Regions from separate parts of the Homo sapiens genome. Here region 1 is linked to region 2. A link is an interaction called in ENCODE POLR2A ChIA-PET data of the cell type or tissue named here. Cell type or tissue: HepG2. All regions are shown on one strand. Links, peaks and the distances in the headings refer to the core of each region. The heading gives the core; the rest is flanking DNA.

Evidence for each region. Peaks named below come from ENCODE experiments on the same cell type or tissue, not always from the same donor. Only the 100,000 strongest peaks of a DNase experiment are listed, where the experiment ranks them.
Region 1: POLR2A ChIA-PET joins it to region 2 with 32 read pairs; 3 of 35 experiments call an interaction of 5 or more read pairs at or near these places.

What each region holds. Positions count from the first base shown.
Region 1 is chr3:52,793,091-52,799,297 of GRCh38, reverse strand. ITIH3 (inter-alpha-trypsin inhibitor heavy chain 3) reads right to left here and starts at 4,502. Exons shown (of 22, transcript NM_002217.4): 1 at 4,402-4,502; 2 at 3,675-3,695; 3 at 2,651-2,817; 4 at 2,455-2,559; 5 at 2,031-2,193; 6 at 1,368-1,481; 7 at 207-332. The coding sequence starts at 4,494. RefSeq lists an enhancer at 4,015-4,904. In HepG2, for the core only: no CTCF peak of the experiment used is centred there; DNase peaks (open chromatin) are centred at 3,697, 4,567 and 5,037; H3K4me3 peaks cover 2,014 bases.
Region 2 is chr3:52,701,643-52,707,849 of GRCh38, reverse strand. It overlaps GLT8D1 (glycosyltransferase 8 domain containing 1), which reads left to right and starts at 2,059. Exons shown (of 10, transcript NM_018446.4): 1 at 2,059-2,403. SPCS1 (signal peptidase complex subunit 1) reads right to left here and starts at 1,744. Exons shown (of 4, transcript NM_014041.5): 1 at 1,568-1,744; 2 at 1,147-1,206; 3 at 971-1,057; 4 at 1-163. The coding sequence starts at 1,603. The coding sequence ends at 38. RefSeq lists an enhancer at 147-216 and a silencer at 2,163-2,332. In HepG2, for the core only: no CTCF peak of the experiment used is centred there; DNase peaks (open chromatin) are centred at 1,749, 2,059 and 3,109; H3K4me3 peaks cover 3,825 bases.

The DNA of each region.
Region 1 (6,207 bases), core at 832-5,831, 91 kb before region 2:
CCAGACATTTACCAGCCCAAGAAAAAGACGTTCCTATCCCACCCTCTAGGGGGTGCTGCACCAGGCTCTAGGCCATCAGCTGTCCCACATCCTGCAGGAAAACAGCCTTGGGCTGAGGACCCAGGGTGATGGCACTAGATCCAGCTGCAGCCCCCGCCCGACCAGCCCTCGCCCCACCCTGATGATGAATCAGCCAGCCCGGGTACCTGCACGTTGCCAGGAGATTCTCTGTTCACGTCATAGGTGATAGTGAAATCTCCATTGAGGAGGGAGTCTGTACAGGTTGGGCATGAACGCTGTTGGTCTAAGCTGGGCTTGAAGGACACATGGCCCTAAGGGATGGAGATGAAAGACCTTGCTCAGCTCGGCCAGGGCCTGCCCACTGGGAGACCTCAGCCCTTAGCTGAGGGAGCAGAGGTGCAGCCTCACAGGGAGGAGCCCTTGGCAGGGCAGAGGCTAGCAAGAGCTGGAGGCCTGGGCAGCCCTGCCCGCCGGTGGCGTGCTCTGCAGCTCCCAGGACTCACTGGAAGGCACTGTTTACCACGCTCCGGCCTTTCTGAGCACCGCTTTTCCCCTTGGAGATCAGGGCTCCTGGCTGGGCACAGGCCTTGGCTGATTCAGCTTCCAGCTCCCTTTTTCTTGGCCTCACACACCCATTAGCCCAGGCTACCTTGGAGCTCAGCACTGAGAAGCTACTTAGGGAAGGGGTAGCTTCCCATTAAAAGGAATTTCTTGTAGGTTTGGAATGTTGGTGTGTGGGTGCCAAGAGGAGGGGAGGGAGAAAGGAGGAGAAAGGGGAGGAGGAGGGTCCCGGGGCAGGATGTGGCCCTGCAGAAGCCAGCAGTCCTCTGAGTGTGTGCTCCTCGGGCCTCGCCCTGGAAGTCCTGGATGATTGGTTTGTTGTTTATACAAACATTTATTCACCCACTGTCCACTGCCATTAAGGCCCCTGGAACAGCTGGGAGCCTTGGGGACTGGAGTCAACCACCTAGCACCAAGAATGAAGTTCTCTTTAGTCTTTCACCTCTCATTGTGGAGTCAGTAGATCTAAATGACTCCCTTGGGCTTCAGCCTCGGGACCTGTAAAACAGGGAAGATAAGCCCTGCCCTGTCCATTTCCCAAGGGGGAACGGGACCAGGCTTTGTAAATGGCTCCTCTGGCAGGTCATTGTCAGCAGCCCCTGCCCTCAGCATCCTCACTCCCAACCCCAGTGGGCAAGGAGGAAGGTGATAGTTGCAGATTGATCCCCAGCCCCACCCCAACACATGCATGCTTGCAGCAGCTAAGCCCTAGGCTGCAGGCTTGTTCTGCTGGAGTCAGTATTCCTGTCCCCTGCCCCACCAGGTCTGAGAGGCATCTACATCACCTTTTTCCCTGAGAAGGACTTGGTGAGGGCGCTTCCCAGGAGGTCGTTGGTGATGAAAGAGGCCTCAGCATCCAGCATGCTGATTCCCTGAGGCTCGAAGATGTCTACCTCGATCTGAAATGGCCAAAGTAAGGAAATGTCACTCAGTGACCTCAGAGGCCAGTTCCCAGAACAAGGCCAATGGGAATGAGATGGGTCTGTGGTGATGCAGGGACCCTCTAGGACAGTGCTGAGGGCCAAGCCTGGTGTCTCCCACTGCGAAAGTGACCACAGGGGCTTGGAGGAGAGTATGCTGATCGGGAGGTGTTACCACCGCCTGCCATATGCGCCCGAAATTCCACCACTGATGCTTTTCCTTTGGCTTTCAGCTTTGAGGTAGGAAAAATGCCCATGTGCCCAGTGAGAAGCCTTACAGAGGCACTTGCTGGTGTTGCTCTTGAGGGCCCAGCACCGAATCTGCATCTGTGGAGTCCATCCCAGCCTCTTCCCCTTGGCCCCAGATGCTTTTGGCCAGAACCATTGAATTCCTCCAGCCTTCCCAGCCAAGGATGGGGGATGCCGTGAGGCAGAACTTTTGTTTTTGACCCCTGTCTGAGACTGCCCCATGGGCGGGTTCCTGCACCCCGCTGCCGTCCCCCCAGGTCTGCAGGGGCGGTTGATTACCTCAAAGTGTTTGACCAGTTGCTTAGGCTGGACCTTGAGGTACATCTCGTACTTGCCCTTGTGCCTCTTCAGCAGCTCCTCGTAGGTTAGCTCGAAGGTGACTTTGCTGCCTGCAGCCACGTTGACCGAGACTGTGAACTTCTCCAACTTCCTCCCAGAGGCCCTGACCAGGGTGCGAGATGGTGACTCCCTCAAAGACTGCAGGAGCCCACCCTTCCTCGGCCCTCGGCCCCAGGCCCAGCCCTTTGGCGAGGGAGATCCCTAACCATTCTGAGCCTCACTTGCCTCAGCCTCAACGTGGGATAATGGCAAAATTATGGGCACATTTTGCTATACCAATAATAATAGCTGTTGTTGTTGTTTGTAGCCCTGAAGGCCCTTGGATCCCAGACATTCTCCCCAAGGCCTGGGAGTCCATACTTACTTGACCAAGCCGGCCGTCTTGCCCTGGGACACAGCCTTTTCATACTGCTTCTTGGCAACTTCCTTCTCCTTGACATTCCCAGGGTAGGTAACACCGTCGATGGTCCTGCAGGGAAAGAGAGTTGGGGGTAGGGAGATCACACTGGGCCAGACCCCCTGTTCCCGAGCCCAGAGCCAGCAGCCATGGTGGTACCCACAAGGTGAAGTTGGTGATGAAGGCCGTCTTGGGCAGCTCCACATCAAAGGAAACCTCCTTGGCCGTGTCTGCACGGTTGACGGCTCTCATGGTGACAACATTGTGAGCAAAACGGGAGGTCACCTTGGAGTTGATTTTGGTACTGTAGACCTCGATGCCATTGGCCACCTTTGGGGAGGTGGGTGGAGAATCAGCCAGACTGGGACACTGGAGAAGCAGGTTTGCAACCCAGCCACCTCCCTTGCAAACCCTTGGAGGCTCTGAGGCCCCTGCCCGGCACGCAACCCTCATCCTCCAGGTCTTCTACACTGGAAGACTTGGTGGCGTCTCCAGTCTCCATGTTCTGGTGGCCACCATTATTCAGATGCTTGTCCTGCCTCCTTAATTCTGCGATCCGTTTACACACCACTGCAGCCAGTGAGAGCTTGCCCTTTCCCGTCCAGTCACCCTGAGCTCCAGCTATGCGTGGGACACTGGCTCTGGAGCATCTGCCCCTGGCTCTTCCTGCTCATCCTCCACACCTCACACTCCCTCAAGCACACAGCCCAGCCCACCTCCTGGGTCTTTAGGTAATTGCCTCATTCTGTCTCCCAAAGAGGAACTGATTTCCTGTGCCAAGGGAAGTCTCCAAACACCCTCTTTCCAATAGGGGTGTTGAATTTTGAGAGGCTCTAGGGAGGTGTTCCAGCCCCCTCCCCCTAGGGATATAAAGATGCTTCGTGAGGGTGTGGCAGGGACCGCTTCACAGAGCCAGGTACCAGCAAGTGCTAAGGAAGTGTCTGCGGAAGGAAGGGATGCCTGTGAGGGGCCCTCTTGGGCTACATCCTGCGAGGTTGGAGGGGTCGTCACTCTGTGGTGCTCTTTCCCAGGAGTCCTGCGCTGTTGGAGGCTGCCAGGGCAGAGGGCCGTAAGCTGTTTGCCAGCTGTGAGGAGTCAGCTGTTATAGCCTACACCTTCAGCAGTTGGGGAACCAGCTCCATCCTGCCCTGCCCCACTCGGTCCCACCCCCTGGTGAAAGTTCTTACCCCTTCCGGGAGGCTCCGTTTCTGAAAAAACAAAAACAAACACAAACACAGGAATCAGGCCAAGGCCAACACCAAGGCCGCATGGCCTGGGAGGCTCTGGGCTGAGACCAGGGGTTCAGTGGTGCCCTGCCCCCCACACACCTGAGTGGCCCCCAGACATAGGACCCTCCAGAGCCACATGTCAGAGTAGGAAAAACTCTGAATAGATGGGGAAACTGAGGTCCAGAGAGGGGCAGGTATCCAGGTTACCAGGAGAGCAGGGCAGGGGGAACTGAACCCAGAGCTCTCTTCACACCCTACATGCCCCACCTCATTCTATCTCCCATTCTGCCTTTCCCTGGCCCCCAGGCCCCTTTAGGCCTCCTTCCAGAGCACCCCTGCCCCCGCCACACCCCGCAGGGCTCAACTGAGCATTTTGTAGAGGTCACACTCGTTTGAGACTTGAACCTTCATTGCCCCTCAGTGAAGTGAGCAGTTCCTGGTGCATTGCTCTTTTGACAGGTGGGGAAGCTGAGGCCCAGGGAGTTTTAAGAGCCTTCCCAGGGTTAGACAACAGGTTAGCATAGGCCTCAGCTGGAGCCCGGTTCTCCCAGTGTCCACACTACTCCCAGCAGCTCAGTGCCCAGCCCTCTGCCTCCTCTTCACTCCACTCAGAGGCCTTGCCCAGCATGATGCCTTCTGCCCATTCCACACCAAGACCCAGATGGCAAAGAGGGGGCAGACTCACCCCAAGCAGCCGAAAGGGGCTTCTCGGGAAGCCAGAGGCTGCCAAGCTGGAGAGCAGAGCCAAGATGAGACAGGGCCACCATGCAAATGCCATCGCTGAATACTCAGGCCTGGCCCACGCTCCTTATATGAGCAAGCCTGGTGTTTTCCAAGCAGGGTCAGTGACCTGCAGCGGGGGTGGGAGGAGTGGAGGCAGGAAGGGCCTCCGGGAAGCTGGGCATGGGTGGAATGACGGGTCCCTCGATGTGTCTGTCTGAAGAAGGCCTGGTGGGTCTTGCCAACAGCGTTGGGGCTTCATTCCTGAGAGACCGGGGGACTCGGAAGAGGCCCGCAGGAAAGCAGAAGCTGTGGGCCAACAAATGGACCCTGGGACTCCCTGGCGTGGATGATGGAGATGGGGTGTGGAGTTGCATTTAGGGCAAAGGGCATCTCAGCATTGTTGCCTCTTATCCCTACCACTGGGACAGCCTCTCTCTGGCCTCCTGGATTGCAGCCCCTCCCTTCTTGAGGCAGCCAGGGCGTGAAACTAGACTGTCACCTTCAGGCTGGGACCTCCACAGCAGAGCCCCTCGCTCACTACCCTTCTATGGCCCCCAAAGCCCCAGGGAAAGGACACACAACGATCCCGGAAGCCCAGCTGTCTCTGTGATCTGACCCCAGCTTGTTTTTCTGAGCTCACTCTCTTGCACCAGCACACCCTCCCCTTCTGCACATGTCACATCTTTCATCTCTCTGCCAGTCCCAGTGCCTCCCCTCCAGGACCCTTCCCTGGCCATCCCCTAGAGGACTATGGGACATCCCTGCTCCAAGCCCCAAGCCCCCTGAGGGCCTGCTTTGTCATGACCTTATGTTGAGGTGGATGTGCTCAGGTCTGCCTGCCCCCTCTGCACCCAGAGCTCCTGGGGGCTGGACCATGTCATGTTTCCCTCTGTGCTTCCAGGGCCCAGCCAGGGACTTGGCTGCCCTCAGCCTTTTGGGGAGTCATTGCCCTAAAAGTCGTAGTGAGGCTGGGCTCCAGCTTCCAGGACAACAGGAGCTTTAGAGGCAGGACCTGGTCTCAGTGGGGGCTGGGACCTCCTGAGCCACCTCAGGACCCTGCCAGCCTAGCCCCATCAGGGCAGCTGTTGCACACCCACCATACCCATGGCTTCTCTGAGCCAAGCTGACCCTGTGACCCTCCCACTGGGCAGCCCACTACTGAATGGAGTCGACAAGGACGGCTGGGTCCAGGACAACTAACTTATGGGGAGTTCAGCGGCCTCAGCTGAAAGCTCTGGTGCTGACTGGGAGATGTGCAGAGAGAGTTGTTGGGAGCAGAGGAACCAAGAAGGCAAAAGGCAGATGCCACGGGGCAGCGGAAGCCCTGAGGAGGGTGTGGTCTAATGGCTGGAAGAGGCAGCAGCCACAGAGCAATGATGGAGAGTTGCCAAATCAGCCAGGCACTATGGCTCTTGCCTGTAATCCCAGCTTTTTGGGAGACTGAAGCTGGAGGATCACCTGGGCCCAGGAGTTCGAGGCTGCAGTGAGCGCTGTGTTCGTGCCACTGCGCTCCAGCCCGGATGACAGGGCGAGACCCCCGTCTCAAAAAAAAAAAAAAAAATTGAAAAGAGGGAGTTTCCAAGCCAGTGAAATGATGGCCAAGTGGCAGATGCTGCCTGTGCTTGGTGTCTGGCTGGGCGGTGCCTGTTTCCCTCGGGCCTCCTGAACCCTTACACCAACCTCACTGGCAGCAGGCACCAAGCTCGGGCCTGATGGAGGCCAAACCCAGCAGGTGCTGGCGCCTGGGTGTGGAGAGAAGACCCCTCAG
Region 2 (6,207 bases), core at 574-5,573:
TCACAGAAACAAAAGCAGGTGCTGAATCATGAAAACCTCAATTATTTTTAGCATGCCTCTTAATTTTTCTTTCCCCTGGTTTCTTGTCGTCTGTGCTTGATTCTTGAACAGGTAACCACTTGAGAGGATGCCGGCGATAGATGGGCCATGGAGGAAGTGTCAGCTGGGCCAGAAAAGAGGAAATGCATAAATTATAGCTATTAAAAGTTTAAAAAATCATTACGTATAATGCCAGGTTCCCAAATGACTCCTATGCTGAGGGAACAAAAAAACAAAAAAAAAAATCCATATTCCTATAAAGGCTCTGTGCCACCATCCATGCAAAATACTGTATGATGATGGGAACAGGCTCACTGCCTATACAAATGGCTTTAAGACCTAAAAGAAAGGTGGGGGCCAGGCGTGGTGGCTCTCGCCTGTAATCCAAGCACTCTGGGAGGCCAAGGTGGGCGGATTGCTTGAGACCAGCCTGGCCAACACAGTGAAGCCCTGTCTTTACTAAAAATACAAAAATTAGCTGGGTGTGGTGGTGGGCTCCTGTAGTCACAGCTACTCGGGAGGCTGAGGCAGGAAAATCTATTAAACCCGGGAGGCAGAAGGTGCAGTGAGCCGAAATCGCCCCAGTGCACTGCAGCCTGGGCAACAAGAGTGAAACTCCGTCTCAAAAAATTTAAATAAATAAATAAATAAAAGGTGAAGGGACAACGTGAGCACCATGAAAACTCCTGCTGGCTTTGACCTTAAGATTATTAGCCAGAGTAGCCGCCAAAGGAAATAAGCTGTGTCCTTTTATATAGTTCGCACCATCTGACACTATTTTGGCATTCTACTTTTCCAATGATAGCAAAGGGAAACGCTGTTTGGAAGGATGAGGGAAACGTTGGCTTTGGGTCTCACTACTGAGTAGGTCTAACCAAACCAACCCGACTCACAAAACCCAAGCTGCCACTAATACCCACAAATTTCTTACCAAACATGAAAAAGCAAATCCGGCCATAACTATATAGACAGTCCACCCGAACTGTTCAGCCACGTACCCGTAGATAAATCCAACTATCTAGAGACAAATGAAGTATATTAAACACACTCAAACTGAGGGTTGGGAGGGAGGCGGGGGCGGAGATTAAATGTAAAACCAATACTTACTGCAGAAAAAAGAATAATTCCCTGAAACATCTGTTCAGCTAGCTTCTGGCCCTTGTAATCCTGGGGTGAAGCAGAGGAAAAAAAGAATTGGTTCCACCGCCGAGAACATACAATTCCTGCCCTGACCTCACAACTCTGGCACAGGGTAACCCCAACATCAGGGTCTCCCGCTCTCCTAAGGGCCTGGGCAAGATATTAAATTCTGGGCTTCCCGGGAGGAACTGAAACACCCTCACGGAGAATGGACAGGAGATTCTCGCGGAGTAGAAGAGAAGGGGACCCAGGAGGCAATTCGGGAAAGAGGGTGGACGGTAACCATCCGGGCCCGGAACAGCGCAGCACCGGGTCGGTGCTCCAACATGGGCTTCGAAGCTGCCAGGCACAAGAACGGCGTGCAGAGGTCCCCGGGTTGCGCCCTCACCATCTGCGTGGGCAGCGAGCTCAGATGCTCCAGCATGGCTGGCTGAGGAGGCGGGCAGCTGAGCGCGGGTGGCAGGCTGCGAGGCGAGGGCGACCGAGACTTAAGGACCGTGAGGGGTAAGGTCTGGCACTGCGCGTCAGTAGCCGGGCCTTCTAAGCCCGGGAGAGCGATGGCGGCGGCCCCGGAAGCGGAAGTCTCCGACGGGCCGGTACAGCCCGTGTCCCCGCCCCGCGCCATCGCTAGGCGACGTGCGCTTTTGCCGCGCCGTGCTGCCCGCGAGGGCAGCTGAGGTGGTGGTGGCGGCCGCCTTGTCGAGGCATCGCGCGCCCGTGAAGTGTTCGCCGTCAGTGCTGTTGGGTGCCTGGAGCCGCGTCCCCCGTCCCGAAAACTGTCCTTGACAGTACTTGCGCGGCCCAACGGCCGCCGGCGCCCCCGCGTCTCCATGGCGACGGCCTTTTTCCCTGCGAGGACCCCGGCGGCAGGGCTGCCCCGCGGCGCCTGCTTGGCGCGACGCTCTAGCGGTTACCGCTGCGGGCTGGCTGGGCGTAGTGGGGCTGCGCGGCTGCCACGGAGCTAGAGGGCAAGTGTGCTCGGCCCAGCGTGCAGGGAACGCGGGCGGCCAGACAACGGGCTGGGCTCCGGGGCCTGCGGCGCGGGCGCTGAGCTGGCAGGGCGGGTCGGGGCGCGGGCTGCATCCGCATCTCCTCCATCGCCTGCAGTAAGGGCGGCCGCGGCGAGCCTTTGAGGGGAACGACTTGTCGGAGCCCTAACCAGGGGTATCTCTGAGCCTGGTGGGATCCCCGGAGCGTCACATCACTTTCCGATCACTTCAAAGTGTAAGGGGGGCCCTACTGACCCTTGGAATTTAGGGGGGCTACCCTAGGCGGCATCCACAACAGAGAGAATTCCCTTGGAGAGGGGACCCTGGTGCTCGGCTGTCCCTCTCATCCGCGTAGAAAGTCCCTCATCTGGGGGCTCCCGAACTCAGCCCTCTCACATTGTGGCCGGCTTTACTGACCCTCACAGACCCAGGCTGGGCCCTCCCGATAGAGGCCAGCCAAAGGTTCACTCAGCCTCTCTTTCAAGGCTGGTGTATCTCTAAATCTTAGACCCTCCTCCGTTACCGTCAGCCAGGTGGGATGCCCACGTTTTGGAGAGAAACCGTTCTGAGGAACCCGGGCCTCTGGGTCCCAGCTGGCTCTCCGGCCCCCAGGTTATGTATTCTGGGTTGGCCACAAACAGTGGAATTCTAGGCACTCCCGGGACAGGGTGGGACTGCTGTCCTCATTCATGCAACCAGCAAATATTCACGGCACCTTGTTTGTGCCAGACAGCAGACCGAGGACACGGTTGTTACCAAGACCAGGCTGTTGCCTTGGAAGAGCCCAGAGCGTGTCAAGGGAGACAGCCACATCACGCCAGAAATACATGACAGCTGGATTAGCCCTGGGAGAGGGAGGCCCAGATGTGGGAGCTCAGGGGAGGTGCAGCTCAACGTGGAGTTTGGAGGAGGCTACCTTGACCTTTGAATGCCAAGTGGGAGCCAGCCAGATGAAAGGGTAGGAGAAAGTGTTTGTATATCCTCAGTGCCCTTTCATCCTTGCACGTGGCAGAGACCAAACAGTAAAATGCAGACACGTTTGACACTTTTCTGACCTCAGAAGGACTCAGGACGTGTAGAAGGCAGAAAGAGGGATGGGCAAGAGTTTATTCCTGTTTCCTTCTCATGCTCTGTATTTCTTGGTGTGTTTGAAGAGACTTTCTGTTGTGTGTATAAATAGATATATCTCTGTGTGGTCTTTTTTTTTTTTTTTTTTTTTTTTTGAGGCGAAGACTCGCTCTGTTGCCCAGGCTGGAGTGCAGTGGTGCGATCGCGGCTCACTGCAACCTCCGCCTCCTGGGTTCAAGGGATTGTCCTGCCTCAGCCTTCTGAGTAGCTGGGATTACAGGCATGCGCCACCACGCCCGGCTAATTTTTGTGATTTTAGTGGAGACGGGGTTTCACTGTGTTGGCCAGACTAGTCTCAAACGCCTGACCTCAAGTGATCCACCCACCTCGGCCTTCCAAAGTGCTGGGATTACAGGCATGAGCCACCGCGCCCGGCCAGTGCGGTCTTTTTTTTTTGTATCCACAGTTTTGTATCCTTGGATTCAACCAACCACGGACTGAAATTACAGATACAGAGGGCTGACTGTAATATGCCATTTTACATAAGGGACTTGAGCATCCGTGAATTTTTGTATACATGGGGAGTCCTGGAGCCAATCCCCGACTGATACTGAGGACCAACTGTGTTGCTAATCAAATTGTACACAATTATATACTCTTACGAAAATGTAGTTAACTATTACAGATCCAGCGTCTGTGTGCAATTTCGTTTTGAGAATTCCTTCTAACCAGATCAGGAAAGCTCTCTTACCAGGAATAGCCCCAGGAAAGACAATATGGATTAGACGTACTCCATGATAACTGGCGTTTTGCATGTAGGTAACTGTGGAAGTTTTAGGAGCAACTGGTTTCTGCCTTGCCAGTCTACTTAAGTATGTCAGATACTTGATAGAATTGTGTTTTTCTTGTTTCCAGCCAAGTGTGCCTCTTGATCCCGTAACTGCTAACTGGAAGTCAAGAAACTAAAAACATTATCTCTTGTACCATTAATTAAGTGGGATTTATTTGAGTGCAAGATCGTTTTCTCAGTGGTGGTGGAAGTTGCCTCATCGCAGGCAGATGTTGGGGCTTTGTCCGAACAGCTCCCCTCTGCCAGCTTCTGTAGATAAGGTCAGCCCATAATGTGATAGAGGCATATGACTTAGGGTATATACTGATGTATATACTTCTCTTTTTTTTTTTTTTTTTTTGAGACAGAGTCTTACTCTGTTGCCCAGGCTGGAGTGCAGTGGCACGGTCTCAGCTCACTGCAACCTCCGCCTCCCGGGTTCAAGGGATTCTCTTGCCTCAGCCTCTCAAATAGCTGGGATTACAGGCACCTGCCACCATGCCTGGCTAATTTTTTGTATTTTTAGTAGAGATGGGGTTTCACCATCTTGGACAGGCTGGTCTCGAACTCCTGACCTCTTGATCCACCTGCCTTGGCCTCCCAAAGTGCTGGGATTACAGACGTGAGCCACGGCGCCCTGATGTATATGAGAAGAAGTTCACTGACACGTTGTACTTCATATATACTGCTTTGGAAAGGTGTGTGTGGGCTGGGCCTGGTGGCTCAGGCCTGTAATCCCAGCACTTTGGAAGGCCGAGGCAGGTGGATCACCTGAGGTCAGGAGTTCGAGACCAGCCTGGCCAACATGGTGAAACCCTCTCTCTATTAAAATTAGCTGGGCGTGGTGGCGCACACCTGTAGTCCCTGCTACTCGGGAGGTTGAGGCACAAGAATTGCTTGAATCTGAGAGGCAGAGGTTGCAGTGAGCCAAGACGGCACCACTGCACTGCAGCCTGGCTGACAGAGCCAGACTCTGTCTCGAAAAAAAAAAAAAAGGAAAGAAAGAAAGATGTGTATTTTCCCCCTAATTTGTAATCTGGCCTGTGATCCCATTTTTAAAAAAAATTTTTTTTAGATATGGGGTTGGGGGATGGTCATACTATGTTGCTCAGGCTGGTCTGGAACTCCTGGGCTCAGGCAGCCTCCCACCCCAGCCACCTGAATAGTTGGGATTATGGGTATCAGCCACAGTGCCTGGCTGATCCACAGTTTTTATTGCTTTTTATTTTTTATTTTTTTGAGACAGGGTGTCGCTTTGTCACCCAGGCTGGAGTGCAGTGGCATGAATATGGCTTACTGCAGCCTTGACCTCCCTGGCTCAGGGGATCCTCCTGCCTTAGCCTCCCAAATGCTTGGGACTACAGATGCACGTCACCATGCCTGGCTAATTTTTGTATATTTTGTAGAGATGAGCTTTCACAATGTTACCCAGGCTGGTCTTGAACTCCTCAGCTCAGGTGATCTGCCCGCGTTAGCCTTGTTGTTTTCATTTTGGGATTATAGGCATGAGCCACAGTGCCCAGCCCCCAATTTTTTAAACAGTTTTTCAACATATTTCTCTTCTTTACAAAGGCCTTGAGAAATTAAGTGCCTGGTAGGCACACAATTTTCCCAGGATGAAGTTAATTCAAACTTACTTTGTCTGTAGTCCCTGCTACTTGGGAGGCTGAGGCAGGAGGCTTGCTTGAGCCTAGGAGTTAGAGGCCAGCCTGGGCAACATGGTGAGACCCTGTCTAAAAAAACAAATGAACTAACTTGCATTGCAATACGCTATGTTTGAAAGTGCTTTGTAAAATTAATAGCCTTATGTAAGGGTTGGGTACTACTATGGGTGAAGATGAAGTAAGAAAGGGTTAAAAGGTAGGTTCACGATATCTTGGTTGGTAAAATGTCTTTAAGGAAACATTTTATCCAGAGCTTGTTGAAGGAATTTATTTTTTAAATAAATTTAGTTCCACCTACTATCTTGTTTCCACTGAATTGTTTTGAAAAAGTGAAGGTCAGATGAGCTGAGGAGGACCAACCAGGACATTGTGACAATTAGACACCACCTTCTTAAGAGATGAATAGCTAGCTAACAGAGATGGTTTTTGAGAATAGCACCTTAAATGTTTTTTTGGCCGGGCGTGGTGGCTCACGCCT